Regions from separate parts of the Mus musculus genome. Here region 2 is linked to region 1. A link is a loop called in an ENCODE intact Hi-C map of the cell type or tissue named here. Cell type or tissue: heart. All regions are shown on one strand. Each heading gives the region's core, and the rest is flanking DNA. Links, peaks and the distances in the headings are about the cores only.

The links. Hi-C counts contacts between places; a loop is a spot of excess contacts. Peaks named below come from ENCODE experiments on the same cell type or tissue, not always from the same donor. Only the 100,000 strongest peaks of a DNase experiment are listed, where the experiment ranks them.
Region 2: a loop joins it to region 1, with 6 times the contacts of the local background. A loop is called at or near these places in 14 of 42 quality-filtered maps.

Annotation. Positions count from the first base shown.
Region 1 is chr3:87,750,570-87,760,436 of GRCm38, reverse strand. It overlaps Pear1 (platelet endothelial aggregation receptor 1), which reads left to right. Exons shown (of 25, transcript NM_152799.2): 4 at 52-213; 5 at 856-960; 6 at 1,243-1,343; 7 at 2,020-2,112; 8 at 2,267-2,510; 9 at 3,173-3,293; 10 at 3,452-3,588; 11 at 3,673-3,885; 12 at 4,157-4,331; 13 at 4,412-4,532; 14 at 5,776-5,939; 15 at 6,042-6,144; 16 at 6,227-6,373; 17 at 6,543-6,671; 7 more. The coding sequence starts at 119. Among named protein-coding and RNA genes, the nearest start is that of Lrrc71, 6.9 kb to the right of the region's middle. In heart, for the core only: no CTCF peak of the experiment used is centred there; DNase peaks (open chromatin) are centred at 1,289, 3,536, 4,206, 6,406 and 1 weaker place; H3K4me3 peaks cover 626 bases; H3K27ac peaks cover 570 bases; H3K27me3 peaks cover 3,911 bases.
Region 2 is chr3:87,812,373-87,822,239 of GRCm38, reverse strand. Insrr (insulin receptor-related receptor) reads right to left here. Exons shown (of 22, transcript NM_011832.2): 17 at 9,058-9,287; 18 at 8,567-8,677; 19 at 8,300-8,459; 20 at 7,925-8,054; 21 at 7,658-7,792; 22 at 6,139-7,105. The coding sequence ends at 6,865. Gm40086 (a long non-coding RNA gene) reads right to left here and starts at 1,698. Exons shown (of 3, transcript XR_867413.2): 1 at 1,302-1,698. In heart, for the core only: a CTCF peak has its summit at 5,359; a DNase peak (open chromatin) is centred at 5,409; H3K4me3 peaks cover 248 bases; H3K27me3 peaks cover 6,858 bases.

The DNA.
Region 1 (9,867 bases), core at 817-8,816:
GGAGGCAGTGGGCTGATTTCTTCAGCATGCTTCCTGCTTGAATCTTTGCAGATGTGTCCTTCCGGCTGCTGGCTGCAGTGCTGTTTTGTTACCGTGTGCCCTATCGCAGGCCTCTGCAATGCCACTTTGTCCCCTCCTCCTCCTGGCCCTAGGCCTGCGTCTGACTGGGACACTCAACTCCAATGATCCCAATGTCTGTACCTTTTGGGAAAGGTGAGAGGGGCCAAGCTTGATGTTCGTCCCACAGGGTGGCTCCTCCCGGGAATCTGTTTCTGGTCTCTTTGCACTCTCTGTGGTGTTTGACCTTCCCCACCTCTGCCCTTGTCTCATCTCTGTCCTGTCTTTGTCCCCAGGTTCCTCTGGGAGGGAGCCATTCATTGTAGATGAAGCAGAGGGGCTGGCTGTGGGTAGGTAGGGACAGGACAGGAAAACAGGGCCCTGGGTAGAGAAGCCAAAAGTCTTCAATGCCAACTGGGTCCAGACAAGTTCAATCTTCCCGTGTGCATGTGTGCATACGTGTGCATGTGTGTGTCCCCGTATCCGTGTGTGTGTGTGTGTGTGTGTGTGCATGCATGTGCGTGCCTGTGTCTGTGTGCGTGTGTCTGTGTGTGTCCGTGTGTGTCTGTGTGTAAGGCTTTGGCCCCTAGGATGAGAAAATAGCTCTGGTAGGAGGAGTTCTAGAACGTTCCAGCTCTAGAAGCCTCTACACAGGACAGATAGGGAAGGGTAGGAGGAGGAAGCCCAAATATTGAGTACTGATTCTCTCCATGGTGAAGCCTGGCCTTGGCGTTCTGCTGCGCGGTGCCAGCTCCAGTTTCAGGCTGGCCTTGCCCCTGACCTCTTCTCAACCCACAGCTTCACCACGACCACTAAGGAGTCCCACCTGCGCCCCTTCAGCCTGCTCCCAGCTGAGTCCTGCCACAGGCCCTGGGAGGACCCCCACACCTGTGCCCAGCCTACGTGAGTGCTTCAATCTTCTGGGAGCTGGTTAAGCCCCAGCCTCTTAGAACCTTTGGTGCTCAGAGGACATTCTGACCTCAAGGCATTCACCTGTCTACAGTGGGTACCCACGTGGCCTGTGGAGGTGTGTCTAGTTCATTGGACACGTGTGTGGCTGATGTGGGGGGTGGGGGGATACTTAACCTCTGACCTCCTCTTGTGCCTCACTGAGGTGTGAGGGGTGTACAGGGCAGCCAGGGCCTCAGCCGAGAGCACTGATGGCCACCCCCTGGGCTGCGGCAGGGTTGTCTACCGGACTGTGTACCGTCAGGTGGTGAAGATGGACTCCCGCCCACGCCTGCAGTGCTGTAGGGGTTACTACGAGAGCAGAGGGGCCTGTGTCCGTGAGTCCTGAGTTGGGCCGGGGGAGGAATGGAATGGGAGGGGCCCAGCCATCTGAATTTTCCCCTGTCCTAGTGAGGGGTGCCGTGGTGGGGTGCTACTGTCTGCTCCTTCAGTTCCCCTTTGGCCAGTAACTGTAGCTGGGGTTGGGGTGACAGGGCTGGCAATGGAGGCTGGGCTCGCTATCAGTCTCTTGTTCCCTAGCATACTGTGAGCCTATCTTCAGATGTATCCCTGCTTGTCCTCTGGCCTTCCATTCCACGGCTCTGACTAGTCACCAGTGCCCACAGGCTCAGCTTCCCAGCCTGACACAACCCTTCCCTCGGCCCCTCCCCTCCTCTTGGTCCCTCCCCTCCCCTCGACCCCTCCCCTCCCCTCAGCCACTCCCCTCCACTCAGCCCCTCCCCTTTCTGACCATATTGCTATCATTTGAGAATCCACCCCCCACCTCCATTTCCCGACAAGATGTTTAGAAATGTTCACAGAGAGGGTTCAGGCAGTCTGGAGCCCTGGGGTCCTACCCAGTCTAACCCTGAGTTGCTCCCCAAGTCTTCATCTCAGACAGAGCTGATGTTGGGGAGCTACAGGACCCGGTATGGGAGGGAATGGCTCTGGCTTCACAGATTAAATTGGGAAGGTAGGTGGAGGTATTTTCTCATTCATTTTGTCTCTGGCCAGCACTCTGTGCCCAGGAGTGTGTCCATGGTCGCTGTGTGGCTCCGAATCAGTGCCAGTGTGCACCAGGCTGGCGGGGTGGCGACTGCTCCAGCGGTAAGCTGCTAGTCACTCCAGGGTGGTTTTACTGGTAGTCCACTGCTGCTAGCTGCCTTTTCTGGAGACGTGGTAGAGGAGAAGTGGGTGTGTGGGCTGAGACAGGGCCTACCTGGAAGCCTGGGAGGGGCTAAGTCCATTTTCTCTTCCACAGAGTGTGCCCCGGGAATGTGGGGACCACAGTGTGACAAGTTCTGCCACTGTGGCAACAACAGTTCCTGTGATCCCAAGAGTGGGACGTGCTTTTGCCCCTCTGGCCTGCAGCCCCCCAACTGCCTTCAGCCCTGCCCTGCCGGCCACTATGGTCCTGCCTGCCAGTTTGATTGCCAGTGCTATGGGGCATCCTGTGACCCCCAGGATGGAGCCTGTTTCTGCCCTCCAGGGAGAGCAGGACCCAGGTGTGTTATGAGGCCATAAACATATGACCATAAATGAGGACATGATGGCGTGGAGAGACTGAGATCTTAGTTCAGCTCTGCTGGGTACCAGCCAAGCAGCTTTGAGCAGCCACCAATTCCTTTTGAAGGATTCCCTAGGCCAGCTGCCACTGTCATAGCATTAGAAAGTAAGCACATGTGTGCACGCGCATGTGTGTGTGCACGTGTGCAAGAGAGAGAGAGAGAGAGAGAGAGAGAGAGAGAGAGAGAGAGAGAGAGAGAGAGAGAGAGAGAGAAAGGAGTGTCATTAAGTGAGACTGAGATGTAGACCTAGGCAGAATCCAGGGCCACGTGCAGAGGGGCCTGGGGTGTTGAGTTCTCCAGGATGCAAGAGCTGACTAGGAGAAGGTTATCAAGAGGGGACCACCTGAGCAGGGGAGGAGATGCACAGGGCCCTGCATGCTGGAGGAACAGACCTGCAACACACTCTTGCTCTCCCCACCTGCTGATGCTGGGGTGTCCTTGCCAGCTACTTGCCTGAGAGAGAGAGAGAGAGAGAGAGAGAGAGAGAGAGAGAGAGAGTGAGAGAGAGCCCCTTCTGTGCAGAGGGCAGCCTTGGGGAGCAAAGAGGGCCCCTGAAGTTTCTTCCTCATGACCCTCTGACCTCACCCCCTATTCCACAGCTGTAATGTGCCCTGTTCACAGGGCACTGATGGCTTCTTCTGCCCCAGAACCTATCCTTGCCAAAATGGAGGTGTTCCTCAGGGCTCCCAAGGCTCCTGCAGCTGCCCACCGGGCTGGATGGTATGAAGGGCAGGAGGCTGCGTGCATAGGGCTGGGATTCCCAGGAGAATTCTGAGGGTGGTTCTCCACAGGAATGATGGACACTTAGGAACCTGGAGAGGTCTGAGCGTCTGTGGTCATGAGAAGGGAATTAAGTGACTTTCACCCCCTACCCCCAGGGTGTCATTTGTTCCCTGCCATGCCCAGAGGGTTTCCATGGACCCAACTGTACTCAGGAATGTCGCTGCCACAACGGTGGCCTCTGTGACAGGTTTACTGGGCAGTGCCACTGTGCTCCTGGCTATATCGGGGATCGGTGAGTGTGACGCCCTAGGAAATTGGAGTGGGGCAGGAGGTGGTGGAGCCCAGTTTATACAGCTGTACATAACCCGGGACCCAGGTGCCAAGAAGAGTGCCCCGTGGGCCGCTTCGGTCAAGACTGTGCTGAGACCTGTGACTGTGCTCCTGGCGCCCGTTGCTTTCCTGCTAATGGCGCGTGTCTGTGTGAACATGGCTTCACAGGCGACCGCTGCACTGAGCGCCTCTGTCCGGATGGCCGCTATGGTCTGAGCTGCCAGGAGCCCTGCACCTGCGACCCAGAACACAGTCTCAGGTGGGCTGTGGGAAACACGGTCACAGGAGACCGGTTTTTGGTCTGGAGTCCCGAGAAAAACATTAGGGTATATCTAAGAGGGGCATCGATGTCACAGAAGGATTGAGGAGGGATCTGGTGAAGGGGCAGGAGTGTCGTGGGCAGCCCTCCTTTGCCCAACCTGGCTCTCTGGAGGAACCCCGAACCCCTGGTTTATACTCGGGCTCTGCGGAGAGGTTTTGTTTGGTTTTTAGTCTGGCTTAGACCCCCATGTCCCCTTCTATGCCCACAGCTGCCACCCGATGCACGGCGAGTGCTCCTGCCAGCCAGGTTGGGCGGGCCTCCACTGCAACGAGAGCTGCCCTCAGGACACGCATGGCCCGGGCTGCCAGGAGCACTGCCTCTGTCTGCACGGAGGGCTCTGCCTTGCCGACAGCGGCCTCTGCCGGTGCGCGCCGGGATACACGGTGAGGCTGAGCCCCACAGCGGGAGAAGAGTTGGGTAGGAAGCTCCGAGCCTCCCCTCACTCTGTGCCTTCTGCGTTCAGGGACCTCACTGCGCTAACCTATGTCCACCGGACACTTACGGGATCAACTGTTCCTCCCGCTGCTCCTGTGAAAATGCCATTGCCTGCTCTCCCATCGACGGCACGTGCATCTGCAAGGAAGGTAAAGGATTAGGGAGGAGCAGACCCGGTGCAGTCGAGGGCAGGGGTGGGGGAGGGTTGGGTGCGAGGAGAGCACCCCCAGGGCTGAGCTTATTAGAGGGCCCTGTGGGAATGGATCCAGGCTAGTTTCTGCTAGAGTACTCTTTTCTTGTCCTCTTTCATTGGTCCCTGTCCTGGCTTCTCCAACCCCACTTCTCCCTGGTGTTTTGTTTTGTTTTGTTTTGTTTTGTTTTGTTTTGTTTTGTTTGTATTGAGACAGAATGCTGCTATATAGCTCAGGATAGACTCAAAGTCTGAGAACCTACTATGTTTCTGAGCTTCCATAACCTCTGGGGTGCTGGGATCATACAGAATACCTCTCTCTCTCTCTCTCTCCCTCTCTCTCTCTCTCCAGAATTATTTTATGTATACAAGAACACTGCAGCCATCTTTAGACACACCAAAAGAAGGCATCAGATCTCATTACAGATGGTTGTGAGCCACCATGTGGTTGCTGGGAATTGTACTCAGGACCTCTGGAAGAGCAGTCAGTGCTCGTAACCCTTGAGTCATTGCTCCAGCCCCCAGAACATCTTCCTTTAACTACAAATGTCATACTTGTCCCTAAATAGTGCAGACTAGAAGTCTCTGTGGTGATCATCTCTCACCCTCAGTTCTGTGGAAACATACCATGCCAGTGCCAGGGAGGTCTATCCCTGTGACATGTTGGCAGCCCTTAAGCTGACTTCCGATCCAGTGATATCAGACTCAACCAAGCCTCAAGTTTTCAGCCCCTGTTTCTTCCCATTATCCCACAGATGATCTGGTGGGGCCACCACTATGGGCTTGACTTTGTTGCCAGACTCCTCCATTTTGTAGGAGAGACAGAGGAGGCCCAGGTGGGATGGAGGGAACAGAGGCAGCTCAGGTAGGGTAGAAGAGACAGGAGGGTCAAATGGGTTAGAAGACACTGGAGAGTCAGGTGGGGTCAAAGAGATTATGGAAGCTCAGATAGGGAAGAAGAGACTGGAGGTACAGGTGAAGTGGAAGAAACAGAAGGCCCAGGTAGGATGGAGGACACAGGATACTCAGGTGGGCTGGCAGAGGCGGCCAGGTGGGGTAGAAGCCATAGGAGGCTGAGGCGATTGAACATCGATCGCATCAGTGAGAATCTTTGAATTCAGCTGCTGAGTGTGTTTAGCATCAAGAGTTTGTGAGCTTTGCTCATGCCCAGCTCACAGAGTGTACCTGCTTACCCTCCTCAGGTTGGCAGCGTGGTAACTGCTCTGTTCCCTGTCCCCTTGGCACCTGGGGCTTCAATTGCAATGCCAGTTGCCAGTGTGCCCACGACGGAGTCTGCAGCCCCCAAACTGGAGCCTGTACTTGCACCCCTGGGTGGCATGGTGCTCACTGCCAGCTTCCCTGCCCGGTAAGTGCACAGCCCGGCTGCCTGGGAGGTGGTGGTGAGGGAAAGGCAAACACAACACCCACAATCTGACTAGCCTGCTCTCCCCTCCTTTCATTCTCCAAGAAGGGACAGTTTGGTGAAGGCTGTGCCAGTGTCTGTGACTGTGACCACTCTGATGGCTGTGACCCTGTTCATGGACAGTGCCGATGTCAGGCTGGTTGGATGGGTGAGTATTCCAGGCTGTCTAGGCCCCAGGTCTGCTGTGGACTTGCACGCCACAGGAGATGACCCTTGGTTGTCCTCTACAGGCACACGCTGCCACCTGCCTTGCCCGGAGGGCTTTTGGGGAGCCAACTGCAGTAACACCTGTACCTGCAAGAATGGTGGTACCTGTGTGTCTGAGAATGGCAACTGCGTGTGCGCACCAGGGTTCCGAGGCCCCTCCTGCCAGAGGCGTGAGGCTCGCTAGACCCCAGCCCCTCCTGTTAGCGGTTCAGATTTGGGAGCCCCCCCTCCCCATGGGTTTGGCCCCCGACTCCCATCTCCAGGGTGGTTATTCCAGTGGGAAGGGGCAGGTCAGCCCTGGTCAATGGCCCCCTGATCACCATGCGTCCCTTTCCTCAGCCTGCCCGCCTGGTCGCTATGGCAAACGCTGTGTGCAATGCAAGTGTAACAACAACCATTCTTCCTGCCACCCATCGGACGGGACCTGCTCCTGCCTGGCGGGCTGGACAGGCCCTGACTGCTCCGAGGGTGCGTAGCAGCTTGTGTGGGGCAGTGTGCCCACTGCTTGGGTCGCTGCACTCCGGCTCCTCTCCTGGCCCTGGGCAGAGAGCGTCCCTCCCTCAGTTATCTGTAACATGGGGGGACCCTTCCATCACCTGCAGGCTGGGTATATACTATGTGTCTTGATCCAATCCCACTTCCCCTCCTGCCCCCAGTATGTCTTCCTCCTACCCACATGTCCATTCCTCTCCATAACCTGCTGAGGCCAGTCTGTTTGCCAGCATGGGTGTGGGGCTGTGGCCTGGAACATGGGTCCTTTTCCTCCCAGCGTGGCTGCTTTCTAGCTTTCTCGTATTATTATGTGTCTTCTTCCACATAACTCTATGATAGCAAAGTGACTGGCCTTAGGTAGCAGATGAAGCATGCTTTGAAGGGAGTGGGATGCTGCTGTCCAGAGAGAGCTAACTGCACTGCCAGGAGGCAAGGCATAAAGGAAGGGATCTTGCTGAAGGGTTTTTTTTTTTTTTTTTTTTCCATAGAACTCAGTAGCATTTACTGTTGGGTTATTTGCTAAGATCACACACAGAGATAATACAATAGGCCGGGTGTGTTAAACACGTCTGTAATCCCAGCACCCAGGCAAGAGGCAGAGGTTTGAAAACAGAAAAAAACAAACAAACAAACAAACAAACAAACAAAAAAAACAAGCCCAGCACTAAGCCCTCCAGGGGCAGTTGGGAAGCTCCAGTTCCCTAGCACTGGGTACATTATCTCCTCAGAGTCAAGTGCAGATGTCAGGTGGGTAGTGGGTCAGCTAGCTGGAGATGGACATTAGAGCCATGACCATGGAAATGCCCCTCGGAGCCTTCGTCTCCCTAAGAGGTGGCCAGGCTGAAAACTTCAGAGATACTGAGGGAATGGCCAGGTCTTGCCTGACAGCCCCTTGTCTCCTGTAGCATGTCCCCCAGGCCACTGGGGACTCAAATGCTCCCAACTCTGCCAGTGTCATCATGGTGGGACCTGCCACCCCCAGGATGGGAGCTGTATCTGCACGCCAGGCTGGACTGGACCCAACTGCTTGGAAGGTACCAATGGAACACAGACTCTCTGGTATCCACCACAGCCCTTATCTGAGAGGATGCTACAGTTTGCTGGCTCCATGACCCCTACTTGCCTTCTTGGCTGTCTTTAGGCTGCCCACCAAGAATGTTTGGTGTCAACTGCTCCCAGCTATGTCAGTGTGATCTCGGAGAGATGTGCCACCCAGAGACTGGGGCTTGTGTCTGTCCCCCAGGACACAGTGGTGCAGACTGCAAAATGGGTGAGTCCTTCGCCCCTTTGACCCTCGTTTTCCTCTAGGCTCTGGAACCCAGGGTGCCCTCATTACCTTCTCTGTCTTCCTTACAATGCACTCAAGTTCACTGGCAGAACGAACAAAGGTGCCTGTCTCAGTGCCCACTCCCCATCTCACAGGAAGCCAGGAGTCCTTCACCATAATGCCCACCTCTCCCGTGACCCATAACTCACTGGGTGCAGTGATTGGCATTGCAGTACTGGGAACCCTCGTGGTGGCCCTGATAGCACTGTTCATTGGCTACCGCCAGTGGCAAAAGGGCAAGGAACATGAGCACTTGGCAGTGGCTTACAGCACTGGGCGGCTGGATGGCTCTGATTACGTCATGCCAGGTGAGCTGCTGTGGGACTTTAAGTGATGGCTGGGCAGTAGGGGACTGCTGAATATGCTCCCCACCATGGGATGTGGGGTGGAAGAGTGGAGGGCATCAAGGAGGGGCAAACTGCTGTTGCCCTGGCCTCCTCCTGTCTACCTGGCACCCGTGTTTGTCCTGCAGATGTCTCTCCGAGCTATAGTCACTACTACTCCAACCCCAGCTACCACACACTGTCTCAGTGTTCTCCTAACCCCCCACCCCCTAACAAGGTCAGTGCACTGAGGGGGTGTGCTCTGTGGATGAGATGGCTCTCTCAGGAAAGCCTCACCCGTGCTTGTGCTCCCCACAGGTCCCAGGCAGTCAGCTCTTTGTCAGCTCCCAGGCCCCTGAGCGGCCAAGCAGAGCCCACGGGCGTGAGAACCATGTCACACTGCCCGCTGACTGGAAGCACCGCCGGGAGCCCCATGAAAGAGGTAGGTGCTTGGAGGGCCGAGGCAGAGCGGTGTCACCTGCTGGATCGGCTTGGTGGGGTCAGGGTGGGGGAAGAGCCTGCTTCCAGAGGAGGCTTGGGAAGGCCACAGGTCTGATTTCTACTCACCTTCCCCCAGGCGCCAGCCACCTGGACCGAAGCTATAGCTGTAGCTATAGCCACAGGAATGGCCCGGGACCATTCTGTCATAAAGGTATGAGTGCAGAGACGTGGAGGGGAAGGAAGCCAGGGCCTCCAGGGCCTCCAAGGAGCCTGATTTTCTTCCTTGATCTCTTAGGTCCCATCTCTGAAGAGGGACTAGGGGCAAGCGTTATGTCCCTGAGCAGTGAGAACCCCTATGCTACCATCCGAGACCTGCCCAGCCTGCCTGGGGAACCCCGAGAAAGCGGCTATGTGGAGATGAAAGGACCTCCATCAGTGTCCCCTCCCAGGCAGTCTCTTCATCTCCGGGACAGGCAGCAGCGGCAACTGCAGCCACAGAGGGACAGTGGCACCTATGAGCAGCCCAGCCCCTTGAGCCATAGTGAGTCTTCTATGTCCCCCCTGGGGGGAGGGGGGTGACAGGGTACTGGCTCACGGGAGGGGAGGGGAGAGAAGCAGACAGTGGCATGATAGGGCAGGGCCATGGCCTTTGGGTGGTGTGGTCTCAAAGCAGGTGTGATATTGGGAGAACTGCCCTCGTCCTCCGAGCCTGTTCCTCCTCTGAAGGTTGAGTGTTTGAGATGGTGCTTGAATAGTACCAGAGAGAGAGAGACAGACAGACAGACAGACACAGAGACAGACAGACAGATACAGAGAGAGACAGACAGACACACACACAGAGACAGAGACAGACATACAGACACAGAGAGAGACAGACACACACACACACACACACAGAGACAGAGAGAAAGACAGAGACAGAGAGAGACAGACACACACACACAGAGACAGAGACAGACATACAGACACAGAGAGAGACAGACACACACACACAGACAGACACACACAGAGAGACAGAGAGAAAGACAGAGACAGACATACAGACACAGAGAGAGACAGACACAGAGAGATACACACACAG
Region 2 (9,867 bases), core at 748-8,747, 62 kb before region 1:
CCCTTCCCCCTTCTTTATTTTTTTTAAAATATTTTTATTTTATGTAAATTGTATTGTATGTGTCTTGCCTGCATGTATGTGTGTGTGAGGGAGTCATATCCCCTAAGAGTGAAGCTATAGACAGTTGTGAGCTGCCATGTGGGTGCTGGGAATTGAACTCAGGACCTCTGGAAGAACAGTCAGTGCTCTTAAGTGCTGAGCCATCTCTCCAGCCACTTCTCTTTCTTCTCCCTTCTGAGATATTTTGCTTATGGAAATTTACAGAGACCTGATTTGCTGTTGGAGAAAATTGCAGAAAGCCACAGGAAGGTAGGAACAGGGGTTGGGGGTTGGGGGTCACGGTGCTGCTGTTAGAGGCTAGAGCAGTTGGAGCTCCTTGCCTGAAGGCCAGGTCTGATGGTGCTAGAGCCAGGAGTGTCTGGAGAGGTGGAAAGGGTTCAATAAGACATCCAAGAATTCTGAGTCTGGAGAGAGTAACAGATTCTTTGTTACTTGAGTGTGAGATGGAGGTGATGGGGACCAGTGGAGACATATAGAAGATCCTTGCAGGTTCTTCAAAGAGTCTAAAAAACTTCTACATACTCTGAAGGACTCTATGATGCTAAGTCCACAAAGGATCTCGGGGTCAGAGAAGGCAGTATTAAAAAGATGGGGATAGGGATGGAGAGATGGCTCGGCGGTTAAGAGCACCGACTGCTCTTCCAGAGGTTCTGGGTTCAATTCCCAGCAACCACATGGAGGATCACAACCATCTGTAATGGGGTCTGATACCCTCTTCTGCTGTGTCTGAAGAGAGCGGTGGTGTACTCATATACATAAAATAAATAAGTAAATAGAAGAAGAAGGATCTTGAAAGCCCAGAGGATGAGAGATTCCAGGGCTCCTACTTTTTGTCTAGCCTGGCTCAGTGTGTAGACCAGTGGATTGCTGTGGCCCCTTAATATTGCTCCTATATTTCGGTCACCCCAACCATAAAATTATTTCATTGATACTCCACAGCTGTAATCTTGCTACAGTTATAAATTGTAATGTAAATATCCGATAAACAGGTCTGATATGGGAATCACCTAGGGGGGTTGCGGCCCACAGGTTGAGAACCACTGGTGTCGACTTTGTTTCAAGCTGTAAAAGCCACACTGCAGATTCCTTCCTGCAGCCCCGGGGCTGAGAGCTTTACATCTAGCTTGAGCAACACCTCACAATGCCCCACAAAGCCCTGAAGATGACTTGGATGATGTCACTCCGTGAGCTGTGGAGTAGACTTTCAATGGGAAGATGTGGTAGATGGTATAGTACGTTACCATGCATTGCTCTGTACTCTGCTTTTGGCTCAGATTGGCTTCAGCTCGTTGTTTAGTTTTCTTCCCCCTCATGAATTCATTGAGCACTGAATATGCACCTATATGCACTGGTTGAGAGTGATAAAAGATGCAGGAGACACATGAGGGCAGAGGTGTGTACACAGGTTAATAAATACAGATGTTTCAGGGTGACAGCTGAGCTAGAAGCATGGGTGAAAGTCAAAGCATCCAAGGAGTGGTCCTCTGTCCAGGGACGAAGTTACTAGAGGGGTGGAAGTCAAGCCACCTGTCCTCACAGCTTCCTGCCGACAGCCAATAGTCAGGATGACAGGGTGGGATAAGTGTCAACAGACTACCTTTTCTTTTCTTTTCTTTTCTTTTCTTTTCTTTTCTTTTCTTTTCTTTTCTTTTCTTTTCTTTTCTTTTCTCTTCTCTTCTCTTCTCTTCTCTTCTCTTCTCTTCTCTTCTCTTCTCTTCTCTTCTTTTCTCCTCCTCCTCCTCCTCCTCCTCCTCCTCCTCCTCCTCCTCCTCTTCTTCTTCTTCTTCTTCTTCTTCTTCTTCTTCTTCTTCTTCTTCTTCTTCTCTCTCTCTTCTCTCTCTCTCTCTCTCTCTCTTTCTTTCTTTCTTTCTTTCTTTCTTTCTTTCTTTCTTTCTTTCTTTCTTTCTTTCTTTCTTTCTTTTTCGAGACAGGGTTTCCCTGGTTGTCCTGGAACTCACTCTGTAGACCAGGCTGGCCTCAAACTCAGAAATCCACCTGCCTCTGCCTCCCAAGTGCTGGGATTAAAGGCATGCGCCACCATGCCCAGCCAGATTTTACTTTGAGCCCCAGCTCTGCCAGCTATTCATGTCAACTATGGGTCTCTGAGCAAACTGACTTCACTTCCCTAAGGTCCAGTTTCCCATCTGTAAAAATGTTGGCAACAACATGAGGGGCTGACTGTAGGGGGGTGGGGAGGGCTTGCTTCTAGCTGCTTCCTTCTGGCTCCAGCACTTGTGAGCAGTCCCTCCCCTTCCCTGACAGTCCCACCTCTACTCCCAAGACCCAGCCTGGGCTAGAAGCTTCCTCCTGCCACTGTTTCTCTTGCTTAGCATTTTGCTTTCAGCTGTCACAGCAGTAATGCCAACCCTTCATATTCAGGGCAGTCTGAGGAAACACCTGGAATGGCTTCTGTTTGCCTATGGAGACACTGTACAATGACACATGACACCACATAGTAGTGGGGACGACCCTGGAGTTGTTTCAGAGATATATTGAAGATCAACAGTGGGGAGAGAAGGGTCAGGCCTAGAGGAAGTCTCATAGGATGCAAGCTGGGCCTGGGGATGGCTGGTGCTGTGCAAAGTGGAGACCGGGACGCTCTCAGCTGGGTTGAAGGTGGCATGTGCACAAAGCAGGGTAGCTCATTACTCTGGAAGGGCCCACTGGAGTGGAAAAAGGGAGGCTTCAATGCTGTGGCCTAGAGGCCAGGGAGGGACATGTTAGAGACAAGGCCAGGGAGTGAGAGAGCCTGGAGGGTTTTGCTGCTGCCTCTCAGGTGGGCTGGGCCTTCATCATCTGCTGCATGATCTCAGGCAAGTCCTGACCATTGATGCGGCCCTTCTGAAAACAGGTGTAAACAAACACACTTTGGCTGTAGCCTAAGATACTGTGGAGAAGAGCAGCTAGGGCTGTGGTTCTGAGCGGATCACAGTGGGAATTATTTGGAATGAAGCTCCAAGGGGTGTAATGTCCATTCATACATGTGAGGAGAGCGGAGCAGAGGCCAGGGAAGGGATGGGAAAGGAGACTAGACTCTGGCCACCACTATAGACAGAAGCTGATCCCACAGCATTGAGGACACCCTCCCCGACTACGTGTGACCCCTCCCCCCCACACAAGATGCTTTAAGCAGAGAGGCTATCAGCCCACTGCTGGGAATGCCTCACAAGTGTCTGCTTTGCTGTGCCCCCTCCTGTCTTTTTCTCCCCAGCTGGAAGATGTCACAAGGTTACAAAGTCACACTGCCGCTCCTGAATCCAAGAAAATCTACTTTTCCCACATCGCAGGAGGGAAAATGTCCCTGGGGAAAGTGTGTGAGAGACCCCGTGGTCCACAGTCCGAAAGCAGGTTAGAGGGGACCAGGTCCAACAGCCCCACTGTTAGCCATGTGATCCTCTGGAGAGTGTTCATTTAAAAGCAAACTCTCTGCGTTTCACTCTATAAATGATGGATATTCTTTTAAAAAGAAAGAGAAAATGCGGGCGAGAAGAAGGAGGAGGTAGCGCATTGATAGTCCCGTCAGGCAGTGTCAGGCAGTCCTATCACTCACACTCACGGGTGCTGCCTGCGCTTGCACCTATAAGTGCAGAAAACTGATTTTGCAGCTCACCGTGGCTGTCTCTCATGCCTCTCTATGCACTTCTGCAGCATCTTTTCAAACGACGCCACAGTTAACGAATGGTGACAGTAGTGCCCCAGGGCTTACAAAGCACGTGTCACCATGGTCTCATCTCAGGCCTGGCCTTCCACGCTGTAAAATCTCCACATTGCTGCCTCAGCCCCGCTGCTTCCGGAGTGGCTGATGCCCTCTCACACTGACTTTCGGAGGCTGAAGCCTACACCAGCCTCACTTCCTGCGCTCAGCAGCTTCTTGTCCTGACTGACCCCATGTGTGCTCAGCTCTGCTTTTTGTCTCATTCCTTTCTGGACCTTCATAGCTTCTGGATTTGAAAAAAAAAATATTTATTCTGTATGTGTGTGTTTACGCAGGCACAGGTACCTGCAGAAGCAGGAAGAGGATGTTGGATCCCCTGGCACTAGAGTTACCGGTGGTTATGAGCTGCCTGACAGGAGTGCTGGGAATTGAACCTGGGTCCTCTGGAAGAGAAACAGGTGCTCTTCCCTGGGGAGCCATCTCTCCAGCCCCAAGCTCCTTGGTTTCTCCTTGGTTTCACCTTAGTCTTCTGAGTCTCAAGCATCCCTCCTCTTTCTGCCTTCAGCTCTACCTGACCTCCCTCTGCTCTAGTTTTGCTTGAGGACACAGAACTACCACACCCTAAGAGGACAGGCCTGGATAGGCCCTGGCTCTCGGAGGAAGGAACCCTTTGTTTCTGGGAATGAGTAAACCGAAAGTCTTGTGTTCTTGCCAATGGGCAGCACCGAAGGGCAGACCCACACTGAGAAGTATCCTAATAATCTTCTAGCTTGCTTCCTTAAACACTCTGGGGTCCCCAGGGACATGCCATCTTGCCTGTATCAGGGCTCGTCTTGTTTCTCCTCCTGCCCGAGGTCCACTACTCCAAAGGCCACTCAAGCACCTCTCTTGTTTCTTTAGGTCCCTGGGTTCAATCCCCGGAGGTCTATAGTCTACTTTCTCTATCCCTACAAAGACACATGGCCAGCACACTTGTGGCCAGGTTGGGGACCCGTGACAAGGCACCGGAGATGATCTAGAGGGGACAGCTAAGCATGCTGTCGTGCTATATGGTCTGCCATCTCCTCCAGCTCTGCTACCTTTTGGCTGGCCAGTGGCTGGACACTTCTTTGCGAGTTCTCTGAAATTGGAAGCTAGTACAGAGGTCCAAGGAGTCGCATTTTTACTCTCTTTAGACCCGTTTACTTCTCTTTCTCCAGTAGATGTTTATCTTTCCCTCCAAAGCCAACCCTTTTGTCTCTGAGGGGGGAAAAAGACATTTTTCTGTCCACAAACCCTCCTGCGTAATTGGAAAATCCCCAATGGAATCCAATCATCAGTTTTCTTCCTAGCTTGTTAAATCCACCGCTTTTCAGGACACGGATGGCAACAGAACTCTGAGGTGGAGCCCCAAATTGCAGATAAGCATCCGTTTTTCGGCTCTCAAACCCTTCCTGTAGCTCCCCCACTTCCAAGTTGCCATGGCATCCTGAGCACGTGCTGTCCAGCACGGAGGTTGGGAGTTGGGTGGGAGGGGCTAATTCTAATACAGCGACGAAGTGGTATCTATGTGTTGTGTGAGAGAGCAGGTTCCAGATCCAGGCTACGAACTTGGACCCGACCTCATCAAACCCAGACTTTCCCTTAGTTGCAGTTCTGGTAGCAACCATTAGGGGTCAGGATTGCATTAGTCACAATGACAGGCAAGGCTTGGGCGACAGCGCCCTGCTGCCGACCTAGAGTCAGAGAAACAGGATCGCTATGGAACCAAACATGGCTTCACACAGCTCAATGCCTGCCCCAAATCAGGTCCTGTCCTGATGTTTCTGTGGCTTCCCCAGCTGCCGCAGGACTGTGCAATGTGCAAGCCTGCTCGGTGGATGATGGTGCAGCCACATCAGCCTGGGTGCAGGGTGCTAGAAAGCTTTGAGGCCCTGGTGTTGACATGAAAGCCTGGACTGCCTCCCTGTGCAATGGCAGAGTCCTTCAAAAGCATATGAGACTGAAGTGGAGATCCCGGCCTCCCAGAATAACCACACGGACCCTGACACAGATCCTCCTCTGGCATGCATCCCTGCCTCCGCTAGGGCACTAGTAGGAATAGGGTCCCTTCTGCACTCTATGCTCTGGCCACTTGAAGTCTGTCCTGTGATGCCTGTCCAGCTTCAGCAATGGACAAAATGCAGAAGAGGGATGGAGGACGGGCTGGTTCTGTTGAGAGGCCAGATACAGAGGTCCCCTGGGGGCCTCAGCCACTTCCGGCCATGGGTGTCATAATGACGAGATTGCTCTGTGTCACTGTTGTGGTAATTCTGGCTGCTGGGGTCCTTATGGAGGCAATATTTCATAGCAGTTTTTTTTTCATGTATGGCTGCCTTTGGAAAGAGAGAGGAAGTCTATCCTGTGTCAACACTGTAGATGGAGAGATAATGGGCGGCCTGGGACCAGATACAAACAGACCTCCGTATTTATTGAGTCTTCTCCAGTCTTCCCCAGAGAGGCTGCATGGGAGATGGGAGAGAGGGAGACAAGGCTCTCAAAGCCCTAGCATCCAGGGCTAATAATCCAGGGGACAGCTGGAAATGGGGAGACTGCACATTGAGGGATGCTCTTAAGGCAAAAGAAGGAGGAGCACCAAGCTTGGGGTCCCTGGGTAGAGCAGGGGGAGAGGAGTGAGGGTCCTAGGGTTCCTGCTTTGTCCTGGTATGTGGGACAGAGGGGGAGGAGCCAACCACAGGGAAAGAAGGAATCCTTGTCCCCAGGCCCCAACATGAGTGGAGAGACCTCCCAGGCCTGTCTCTGGCCACTCATTTGCTTTCAAGCTGTTAACCACCTGAAGTTGGAGGCGTGTGTCTCTGGACCCTGCCTCCCATGAGCTAGCTTTCTCAGTCTGACCAGTGTTTCTCTCTGAGGGCAGAGCACTTCTGCCCTATGGCCTGAGAGTCCCTCCTGCTGCAGCCTCTCATGATCTCCCACACGCTGTCTCTGTGAGTCTGTGCATTTGTGAGTTCAGATGCCTCCCTTTCTGGCACCTGATCTCTGTGAGTGCTGAGCTAATTCTTGACTCGTCTGAGGGGGACTCGAGGTGAGAGGGGAACAGCTGGCCATAAAGGTTGGGTTCTGCCTTCTCTGCCCGTGGGAGGCCAGTCAGGTGGGAAAAGGTTGACTCGTCAGTGTCCTGGGCCCCCATTTGGGGCACTATAGTCTGAAGCTCCATTTAAGGTTGGTGGGGAATCAGGTTCTGCCTCAGTAGGCAGCAAGGAGGCCTGACCCCGCTGGCACTCTGGGCTGTAGTAGAAGGAGCAGAGCCGGAAAGAGGGCCGAAGCTCATCCTGTATGCGATCCAGGATGTGGACGAAAGTCGGGCGCAGGCGTGGACTATGCTGCCAGCAGAGTCTCATCAGCTCTTGTCTGGTGGGGTGAGGTGGGGTTAAAGGGATGCCAGACAGACCCCTGCCTCCCACACTACAGGATCCTTGGTGGAAGGAAGGGGTCAGAGGGGGAAAGTGAGGAAAGTAGGTAAGTTAGGAACTGGGAGCAGCTTGGCTATGGTGGCACACGCCTTTAACCCCAGGACTCGTCCCAGGACATGGGAGGCAGAGGCAGGTGGATCTCTGTGAGTTTGGGGCCAGCCTGGTCTGTAGAGTTCCAGAACCTCTAGGACTGCACAGAGAAACCCTGTCTTGAACCCCCTAAACCCCAAAACCAAATAGACAAAGAATTGGGAGTCAGTGATGTAGACGCTTTGGAGGAAGAAGGTCAGAGCCAAGGGTAGTGAGCACAGTGCAGGGATGAAGGAGGAGGGAAGTGAGCACAGTGCAGGGATGAAGGAGGAGGGTAGTGAGCACAGTGCAGGGATGAAGGAGGAGAGTAGTGAGCACAGTGCAGGGATGAAGGAGGAGGGTAGTGAGCACAGTGCAGGGATGAAGGAGGGAGGGAAGGACAGACAATGGGATGACTCACAGCTGAATCGGACAGTTCTCCAGCTCCTCTAGAACTCCACCATCCATGACAAATTTCAGCACCTGCTCATTTGATAGACCCTGGTATGGTTGTTCGGCCAGGGTCACAATCTCCCAGAGCACCACACCGAAGGACCTGGAGCACAAGAAGGACGGCCTGAGTCCAGCACTCTTCAGGCTGCTTAGCATCCCTGGTGAGGCAGTGTTCCAGGCCCTTTCCAGATGCCGCTGCACATCCCTGCAACCCTCTGCTCCCACCAGGCCCTACCAGACATCTGAGTGAGTGGTGAAGATTCCATCTTTGAGGGACTCGGGGGCCATCCAGCGCACTGGCAGTAACCCTTTTCCACCCTTGCGGTAATAGTCTGTCTCATACACATCCCGAGTCATTCCAAAGTCTGGAAAGTAAGAGTTTCAGGGAAGTCATAAGTTAGTTTCCCTGGAAGACAGTCCCCAAACCTCTCTACATTCTCTCTAAACATTGTGGAATGTGTGAGCTCAAAGGATCTTGGAGGCCATCCCTTCTCAGAGATTCAGGACTTGGGGACTTGCCTGACGCGCCTGTGAGCCAGGCCTGGTCTCCTATGGCTTAGGGAGGCTCTCTACCTTTAGACTTCCCTCATCCACCTGGTATCTACTGTACCACCAATTTTGACTGTGAAATCCTGGGACACCATGCAGTTGCGGGCCGCCAGGTCCCGGTGCACAAACTTCTTGGCAGCAAGGTAGGCCATGCCATCTGCAATTTCCCCTGCCATCTGAATCATGTCACTGAGTGCAGGCTGCGGGAGGCCGGGGTTGTTCTACAGGTGGGAGAGGGGGGCTGGTGAAGGACTTCCCCACACCCACATTGTACCCAGCTCTTCTCAACTCCCACCATCACACGGCTCAGGGTCTTTCTCATTCCAACCTCTGCCTCAGGTCTCAGAGATCGGAGATGGCTCTTGAGGTCCCCACGGGTCATTAACTCCATGATGACCAGAGTTGGCTGGCCCTGAGACACCACACCCAGGAGACGAACCTGGGACGACAAAGATCTCTGTGGTAGTCCCTCCTGTCTCTGTGATTCATGGGGAACAACACCTCAGTCTGCTGTAATTATAACCCGACTCAGATGCCCACCCTGACCCACACTCCAGTGTCATCCTAATCCTGACCTAAAATCCCCTGACCTTGACTCTTAACTCTGATCATATCTGATTATCACCATAATCATGACGTGCTCACCTCTGACCTTGATTCCAATCAAGACCCTAATAACTCTCTGGATACCCAGTGCTGTACCCTTTTCATGACTATCTCAGCTCTCAATGTGACTCTGTTCCTATCAGGATTTTAACCACAGTCCCAACCCTGACCTGGATAATTCCCTGACCTCATTTCAGACCATTTCCCTCTTACCACATGGTGACACTTGAATGCCTTCATGACAGATGCTTCCTTGAGGAATTCAACGCGTTCCCGAGCGCTGGCCAGCTCATTAACTGTCTTCAGGGCTACAGGCGTGGACTCCTCTCCAGCCTCAAGTCCTCGGGCCAGTCCCTCATAGACCATCCCAAAAGAGCCTTGGCCCAGCTCCCGGATGATGGCTATCTGCTCCCGAGGCACCTCCCACTCGTCGGGGACATACACTGAGAAGGGTGTGTGTCTGAGAAGGGGTGTGTGTAGGGAGGCAGGGGTGCATCTCTCCACAGGCCTTCATCTGCCTCTGGACTTTTTTTCCTCTTTCTTAAAGCCACTATCCAACTTTAATGTGAAAAATGGACTATTTTTCTAAAGATCCTACATCCTTTAAGATTTTGGTAACTACAGGCTCACACAAAGGCAGGACAAAGGCGTCTATGCCAGTTTTATGCTGACTTCCTTGGTACAGAAAGCAGTGAACTGTTAGTTTCAAATTAGGGCAGTACTTCTGTGTGTGTGTGTGTGTGTGTGTGTGTGTGTGTGTGTGTGTGTGTGTGTGTGCTGTACCTTGTTCTTTGAGGCAGGGACTCCTAATTGAAACCAGAGCTCACCGATATGCCTAGTCCTAACCAGTTTGCTCTGGGGATCCCTGACTCCATCTTCTTAGGCTGGAATTACCTGTGTGCACCCACGTAGCATTTATGACGGTTTCTGGGGATCCAAACAATCTTACCCTTACCCTTACCCTTGTGCAGCAAACATTTTAATTATTATCTTTTTATACTTTAAGTGCATAAGTGTTTTGCC